2 separate regions of the Homo sapiens genome follow, and region 1 is linked to region 2. The links are chromatin contacts, found by Hi-C in ENCODE. All regions are on one chromosome and are shown on one strand. The core of a region is the stretch at or near the end of the contact, and the rest is flanking DNA. Distances in the headings are between cores, read along the strand shown.

Evidence for each region. A loop is a pair of places that touch in the nucleus more often than their neighbours do. Pooled maps may share reads with other maps.
Region 1: a pooled map shows a loop between it and region 2 (17-fold over the local background). The contact joins the promoter of ZNF718 here to the promoter of UVSSA in region 2. A Hi-C loop is called at or near these places in 11 of 50 pooled maps.

Annotation. Positions count from the first base shown.
Region 1 is chr4:123,251-127,499 of GRCh38, forward strand. ZNF718 (zinc finger protein 718) reads left to right here and starts at 1,251. Exons shown (of 4, transcript NM_001039127.6): 1 at 1,251-1,423. The coding sequence starts at 1,421. It overlaps LOC124900641, which reads right to left and starts at 2,341. Exons shown (of 1, transcript XM_047416469.1): 1 at 1-2,341. The coding sequence starts at 1,998. The coding sequence ends at 1,522. RefSeq lists enhancers at 1,236-1,675, 1,966-2,165, 2,426-2,485.
Region 2 is chr4:1,345,698-1,349,838 of GRCh38, forward strand. It overlaps UVSSA (UV stimulated scaffold protein A), which reads left to right and starts at 1,511. Exons shown (of 14, transcript NM_020894.4): 1 at 1,511-2,063; 2 at 2,393-2,492; 3 at 3,827-4,141. The coding sequence starts at 2,395. RefSeq lists enhancers at 1-274, 2,120-2,199 and silencers at 570-659, 880-1,209, 1,450-1,889.

The DNA.
Region 1 (4,249 bases), core at 1-2,500, 1.2 Mb before region 2:
ACAGCATCGAAGGGGACCCCAGTTGGTTGCCACTGCTGGCTGGGGTGGTCAGCTTTTATTCCACCTCCCATTTCCCCTTAATTGTGCCCTCCCGTGTTCCGTTTTTGTCCTATCACAGTGCCCTTTTTTCAATCCTCCCTGCAATTGGCTACTTTTAGGATCCTGCTGATTGGTGCATTTTACAGAGTGCTGATTGGTGCATTTTACAATCCCCTTGCTAGCTACAGAGCACTGATTGGTGCGTTTTTACAGAGTGCTGATTGGTACATTTTACAATCCTCTTGTAAGACAGGAAAGTTCTCCAAGTCCCCAGTTTACCCAGGAAGTCCAGCTGGCTTCACCTCTCAATTATATATTGATCACATATTAAAACAATAATATTTTGGATATAGTAGGCTAAAATTATCACAAACAATCTCACTTGTTTTTATTATTTTCGATGTGGCTAATAAAAAATTGAAAATTCACTAATAGCTAACATTTTATTTTTTAGAGGATTACTTCCTTCTTAAAATCTCATGTGTCCTACTCAAAAGACCAGAGGCCAGAAAGGTTATAAAACATTAAAATAATTGTCATTATATTGTTTCCGTTTGTGAACAAGTTTGTGTATGCACGCGTGCATGTGTACGTGTGTGTGCATGTGCGTGCATGCATGCGTGTGTGTATAATTTATATTATAAATGGACCTAACCTTACATACCACAAGGTTAAAAAAATGACCACTGGGCTGTACCAAGCCAAGCACAGAGATAACACCCCAGCCTGGGCCGGGCGTGGTGGCTCACGCCTTTAATCCCAGCATTTTGGGAGACATAGGCGAACAGATACCCTGAGGTCAGGAGTTCAAGACCAGCCTGGCCAACATGGTGAAACCCTGTCTCTGCTAAAAATACAGAAATTGGCCGGGTGTGGTGGTGGGCACCTGTAATCCCAGCTACTTGGGAGGCTGAGGAGAATCGCTTAAACCCGGGAGGCAGAGGTTGCAGAGAGCCGAGTTCGCGCCACTGCACTCCAGCCTGGGCGAGAAGAGCCAGACTCAAAAAACAAACACAAAAAACCTGCCTCAAAGTACCAGGAGGCCAGAGCCTGTCACTCTCGCCTCATTCAGTGCTGTGTATGGTTGCAACTTCTGTCACTCAAGGCCTGAGGCGGGAGACTTACAGCTCTATCCAATTAGAGCGCTGGATTGACAACTGCCGAATGAGGCGCGCAGCAGAGAGGAGGGTGCGGCATCCGGGATCTGGCGCGGCTTTTGCTTGTAGCTCCAGCCAGAGCTCGGTTAGGGCCTCATCGCTCTGCTCCCGCTCCTTAGGGAAGCCTCGGTGATTCTGCCACAGCCTCAGCCTCTGTGGCTCTGTGACCTGCCGGTATTGGATGATTCGTATCTAAGACTCTGGGACACTCCTGAAGTCGGGAAATGGTGAGTGTGCAGGGCAGGGCGTCCCAAGGCTGTGGAGGCCTCATCGGAACCGGCGGGAAATGGCGGCGGTGGGAGGAGTCTGTGAATGGAGTTCCCGCTCAGCCCTCTGTCCTCAGTCCCCTCCGGTGAGGGACCCGCGCTCTTGTCAGTCCCCGTACAGCGGCTCTGGCCCAGCCTGCAGCCCTCCTTGTGCAGCTCTGCGCCGGTAGCCCTGCACTTTCCCCGGGCTGTGGAGTGAGTAGGAGCTCATCCGGAAGACACCGCGGCGGCCTGCGCGGTGCCGGCGTGGGAGGAGCTGTGGTCCGGAATCCCGTCCCTACTTTACCCTGTTCAGAATGAGATTGAGGCCCCATCAAAACATGGAGTTCATGTGAGCAAACAGGACTTATTAATGGGAAAGCTCTGCCGTGGCTCGTGGTTTGGGGACTGCCAGCGGGTCTTGAAGGAAAGGCTTTTGTGAGGTGTGTGAGGAAGCGAAGCAAATCACCTGCCTGCGCCAACTTTGCCGCCAGTCCCCTTGCCCTGTGCGCCTCCTCCGCGTGGCTGTTCCTGAATACGCTGGTGTCTGTTCGCATCTTTTAGAATACGCTGGTGTCGGTGCGCACAGCGCTTCTCTTAGTTCTGTGAGTAGTTCTGCCACATTATTGAACTTGAGGAGGGTGTGGGCGTCCCTGGTTTGTAGGCAGGGGTTCAGAAATGAAGACGGGTGTCCAGAGGCAGGGACTGGCGTCTGCAGGAGAGCAGCTGCGGGAAGAGTGCTGAGCTTGTGGGGTCAGCGCTGACTCTGGGTGGTGTCGTTAGTGAGTTGCTGGACACCCCGTTGGGGTTGGAGCATTGACTGGTGTTGAGGAAACTCCGCAAGTTTTCTGTCAGAAGAAAGACATGGCCGAGTCTGGGTTGGAGGAAGTCACCTGGTGTCCGCAGGAGGCGCGGCCGGGTTCTGCACAGGCGCTGTCCCGCTGGGCACTGTCCTCTTCCTCCAGGCCTCCTCCCGGGGAGAAAGGGGACTGGGAACTTAGAGGAAAGCAGTTCTAAGAAACATCCCTTCCCCGCATCCTGCTGCCAGCCCCCACCCAATGCTAACCCACTCCTGAGCACGCCCACTGGGCATTCGCACGGCCACACCTGGCCTAAGACAGGGTTCTACCCTCAGGAATTGTGCCCATGGCAGTTTTGCTCCTACAGTTTTCTGCCAAAAGCACACGCAGTGCCCAGAAGACTCCTGGCTCATCTCAACCCCAGATCTGTTTAGCAGGAGCCCGTTTCCTTCTCCAACCCAGGCTTCTGGACCATCTGATCTTAATCTCCTATGCCTTTATGGACTCAGGAATCAGTCAGTGCGTAGCCCTGCCTGGGCCTGTACCTGTAGCACAAACCAGTCCTTTCATCAGTTGTGCCCTGCCCCCACCCCATGGCTCTTGATAGCTCCTTGCTGTCTTGTGCTTTTTCCTTCCCCACAAATCCTCTTTTCTGTGCATACAGTGTGCCCAAGTTCATCCCTTACGTGCCTACAAGAATTCAGACGTTAGGGAATTCAAGACCATGCCTTAGACCTGGCTGTTGTAGGAGCAAATACAAATTAGAAGAGGCTTAATGATTTCTCTTTAGAGTGAGGGAAGAATTTTTGCTCTTCTCCCTTTTCTTAAAGCATTTAGGTGGAAAATTTTTATAATTATTTTCACCAGTTTTTGAAATATATGTAAATCATTTTTATCAGTTAAATAGGTCATTTGTCTTTTTTGACTCAGACTTGTCTTTATCTAGGACTTGGGAACTATTGCTTTGAAATGTGAATAGCAAGAATATATCCCACAGTTTCTGTAGGAGGGTGGGAGGCTGCCTTCAGCAGGTACCTGGCTCCACATTGTGGGTCTACGTCCTGTCATGAAGATGTGGGAAGTTTATTTTTCTTTTGAATATTACCAATTAGAAAACCCAGATTACCTCCCAAATTACTAGGTGAAATAATAAACTGTGTAAATGGTGCTTTCAAGTCTTCTACTTAAGAACTAATGGTGACTTTTTTTCTGTGTTTGCAGTCTCTTAGTAGATTGCCTGTGATGCACATCACATTTTGGTTTAATTATATAACAAAACATTTTCTTGCTGTTCTATTATGGTGGAAAATTTTTTTAGGATTGGAGATAATTTTTCTCTTTTTTTTTTTTTTTAAGACGGAGTCTTCGCTGTGTCGCCAGGCTGGAGTGCAGTAGTGCGATCTCGGCTCACCGCATTCTCCACCTCCCAGGTTCAAGCGATTCACCTGCTCAGCCTCCTGAGTAGTTGGGATTACAGGCGCGCCACCACACTCAGCTAATTTTTTTGTATTTTTAGTAGAGACGGGGTTTCGCCATGTTGGCCAGGATGGTCTCCATCTTCTGACCTCATGATCCACCGGCCTTGGCCTCCCAAAGTGCTGGGATTATAGGCGTGAGCCACCGTGCCTGGCTGAAAATTTTTCTTTTAGTCATATTTTCCATGCACTGTTTAGAAGTACTGGACGTTATATACAAAGTGCCCACCAGGCTTCACTTGAGAGAAAAACCTTTCTTCTCAGGATTCCAGCCACAACCCACAATTGTATGACAAAGTGCAGCAAGGTGCTCCCCAAATCTGCAAACAAAATAGTCTCTCTATTTGGGATCTACAGTCCCTTCTAGAGCAGTTAGACTAGATTTCTACAAAAATCACTTCAGGACAGCAATCAGTTATTTCACCTCCTTCAGTGCTCCTGTCATCTTCAGATCTGACACGGATTCAGAGATCACGGGGCCCATAAACCCAACCAGGATCATACATGTGCATTGATTAAACTTGAGAACTTCA
Region 2 (4,141 bases), core at 261-2,760:
CAGAGGGCAGTGGACGGGCAGCTTGGCTGTGCTGTTGAGCCTGAGGGCTGAGAGGACACCCCGGGGCAGTGTAAAGGAGACTGGACTTAGCAATTGGTAAGAAAAGTTGGATAAAGAGAGGGTTTTGTTAGTATGGGAGAAACGGCACCCTTTTATACTAATGAGAACTAGTAACAACAAAAAAAACCACGCTGTAGAAGACAGAGGGAAACTGCTGGATGGGTGCCTTGGAGGAAGCCACAGGCCGGGGATTGGATGCACAGGGCAAGGGGCGCTGAGGGAGGGTCTGGCTGCAGCTTGCTCAGTGAAGCAAGAGGCAGGGTGAGGAAGGGGTGAGGCGGAGGAGCGGCTCGGGGCTGGCTGCAAGCTAGGAGCTGGGAGCCACTGACGCCCAGGGACAGAAGCTGGTGCTGCAGAGAGGGGCGGCGCAGGGAGTCCCTCTTCTTTTCCTTTTTAAAATAATTGCTTTACTGAGATATAACTCACACATCCTGAAACCCACCCTGTAAAAACACGATTAACAGAGTTGTGAGCTACCACCACCGTAATGCAAGGGCACGCCCATCCCCCCGAAAAAGAAACCCCGGCCCGCCGCCGGCGGCCCCCGCCCTGCACCCAGCCCCGGGAGCCCAGTCGGGCGTCTGCTCTGCGTGGCCTGTGCCGGGCGCCCCGCGAGTGGGGTCCACACCACGCTCCTCCGAAGCCACGGTTTCCCAAGCGCGGTCTCCAGGTCCGTCCGTCCGCAGCCGACCTCGCACTCCCCTGCGTTCGAGGCTGCGGACTTCGGCGGCAGGACGGACGGCGCCTCTGCTTCTCATTCCGCCCAGGGCCAGCCCGGGCCCAGGGGTACCTGCTGTGCGTCTGGCGCCGAGGTGGGCCCCGAAGACCCCCAAGCCCGCCCAGGGATTCCCTTCCCGAGGCCGGAGCGGGGAGGCGCCGCGGGGTTCAGGGCGCCCTGCGCGGGGCGAGCTCGGGGGCGGGGGCCCGCGCCCGCCCGTCTGGGCGGTCCTCACCGGCCCTCTGCAGGTGAAGGGACCTGGCTGCGAGCCCGCGGGCGGGCGTGGCGTTGAGGCCCAGACCGGAACTTCCTTTCGGCCTCAGTTTCCCGGCCGGCCCCGCCCCCGGCGCCCGTACATGCGGCCCCTTTAAGGACTTTCTGCGCCCTCCCGCCTCTTTTTTCTCGTGCGTCCCCCTCCCCACCCCCGGCAGCCTGCCTCGCCCTCGCCGGGAGCGCGCCTACGTCACCGCGCAGACCTCGGCCGCGTCTTTGCGCCTGCGCCTCCTGGGCTGGGGTGAGCCATTGGCTGTCGAGCTCAGGGCACGTGCTAGGGGGCGGGGCCTTGACCGGAAAGGGTGGGGCAACGGCGAGAAAGGCCGCGTCGAGCGGTAGGTGCAGTCGTCGCTGTGGTGACCCCAGGTCCTGATGCGTCCGGCCCAGGGCCAGCCAATGGCGGTAGAGGTCTTGGGCACCTGACAAGAGGGGCGGTCCCCCCGCCGGAAGGGGCGGGGCGAGGCGAGCGGCCGCGTCAGCGGTAGGTGGGGCTGTGGTTACGCTGCCGGGCGGGGGTCGCGCCGGTTCGGTCCCCGGGGCTCTGCGGGCGCCGGGCAGAGACCTGCGGCCAGGGCGTGTCCCGTGTGCCCGAGAGCGCCGGCGGCGGGGCCGGAGGGCGGGCCCTGGGCCGAGTGACAGGCCGCAGCCCCCCGAGCACCGTCGAAGCCGGCGCGCCCGCCCGGTGCAGCCGCTGTGCGAGAGCGACCCCGCGGTCCAAGCCTCGCGTGGCCCTGCCGGGCCCCTTCTTTCCCCGAGTAGGGCGCAGCTTCCCAGCCTCCGCCCCGGCCTCGCCTGGCGCTTCCTTCCGGGTCCTTCGGCCTTTCCCTGGCGGTGCGGCAGGCCCTCGCCTCATCCCACCAGGCACGCCGCGGTGCTCGGCCCTGGGTATCCGGGCAGGCTGCCTCCGTTAGGGCCGCCCCTGCTCTCCGGACGCGACTTTTCATTGGTCTCAGAATTTCTTGGCTCCTCTTGGCCTCTGCAGCCTTGCTGGAGGCTGCCCTGCGGAATCTGAGTGAATAAGGGAAACAGCAACAGTCACGTTGGGGAAAAGCTGATTCGGACAGCGCCACTGGTTCCTTTAACGCACGACCCTCAATGCAGCGTCCCACACACGGGATTGTAGAGGTCCCGAGTTTAAGGTTCACTTTTAAAACTGCAATCACCGCCGTAAAGGCCTTGCTGGACACACATATTTCCCAGAGAGGCACCCACAGATGGACCCCAGCCTCAGGGTCCTCCCGGAGCTTTCGGTTTATAGTGGAACCCAGTAAACACGTTAATAACACCGAGAGCTATAAAATACAGATGGTGATATAGCATCTCTGCCTTACTTATTTCTAGATATGGATCAGAAACTTTCGAAGTTGGTAGAAGAGCTCACAACTTCAGGAGAACCCCGACTAAATCCTGAGAAAATGAAGGAACTGAAGAAAATTTGCAAGTATGTCTTAGGGTTCAGTAACAGTAACTGACTGGCCCACTGAGCCCAGGACACACACAGGGCCCTGCCCTCCTGCCCCCACCTGGGAGAGAACCACCCGAGGGACACACCCAGGACATTTTCTCGGGGCCCTGCAGTACCCGGCTCTGACGGGTGGTCATGTTCTGGGGTCGGGGCGTGTGGCGTTGGGGACCCCACTGCTCTGTGGTTGGTGCTTCTCTTCATTCCCATTTGTGTGGTCTGGAGCACATCCTGTAGGAGTTCTTGAGTGCACAAATGTGATTCAGAGAGAAACGTGCATCTTTTTCTTTGCTGCTGGACTTTTCGAAGGGAAAGAATAGAGCTTGCTGATGGGCGAGTTGGTCCATCGCCTTTAGGGTATGTCCACCTCTGTTCACTTCCTCCAAGGAAAACGCCGGAGGGGATCTCTGCCGTCACCCTCAGGCAGCCAGAGATTCATGGGGGAAGCAAAACTTCCCCTCGGAGGGTGGAGCATAAGTCGAGGACACTGATTATTCTGTATCCTGTGTTTGTAAAATGGCAGTTTATAGATTGTTTATACAGTGATGGAGTGTTGACATTTTGATAGAAAATTTCAGGTCAGGTTTTGTGGCCTGCGCCAGGAAATCGAATTCGCAATGGTTTATGTGGGGTCAGGAGCTGGGAATAGGAGCATTCAGGAGGGGCTGGGAGATGTCCCGAGCTCTAGGCCTTCCTTCCTTCCTGCAGCAGGAGGCACCCAGCTGAAACAGTGTGCGTGCTGGGCGGTGTGCGTTGTGCCAGGCGGTGTGTGTTTGTGCCGGGCGGTGTGCGTTGTGCCGGGCGGTGTGCGGTTTGTGCCAGGCGGTGTGTGTTTGTGCCGGGCGGTTGGCGTTTGTGCCGGGCGGTGGGCGTTTGTGCCGGGCGGTGTGTGTTGCGCTAGGTAACGTGTGTTTAAAGAGCCAGATGGTTTGTGTTTCAGGCTTTGCTGTAATGCCTCAGTTGTGAACACAGCTGTAGATGATGTAGGTGGATAGATGGGCGACGTTCCAATGACACTTTGTGAATGAACACCGACATTTGAAGTGTATATGATTTTCACATTTCACCAAGTATTTTTTGTTTGTATTGACATTCTTGGCTTGTGGGCCACACAGAAACAGGCAGGGGCTGGGGAGGTAGATGTGGCCCTTGGGCAGTAGTTTGCAGACCCTGCTCTAGAAAAGGGGAGAATGAAGATGGGAAGGCAGTGGTGGTCCCTGCCACACGTGCGTGCGGCATCCATGCACGGAGAGTCTCCCCCCGCCCATCCTCTGCGTGTGGGGCAGTTGGGTCAGGCCAGCTCGCATCCCCAGGTCTTCAGAGGAGCAGCTGAGCCGCGCCTACCGCCTGCTGATAGCACAGCTGACCCAGGAGCACGCCGAGATCCGTCTCTCAGCCTTCCAGATTGTGGAGGAACTCTTCGTCAGGTCTCACCAGTTCCGGATGCTGGTTGTTTCCAACTTCCAGGAGTTCCTGGAGCTCACGCTGGGCACAGACCCCGCACAGCCTCTGCCGCCCCCCAGGGAGGCGGCACAGAGGCTGAGGCAGGCGACCACCCGGGCCGTGGAAGGGTGGAATGAGAAGTTTGGGGAGGCCTACAAGAAGCTTGCCTTGGGCTACCACTTCTT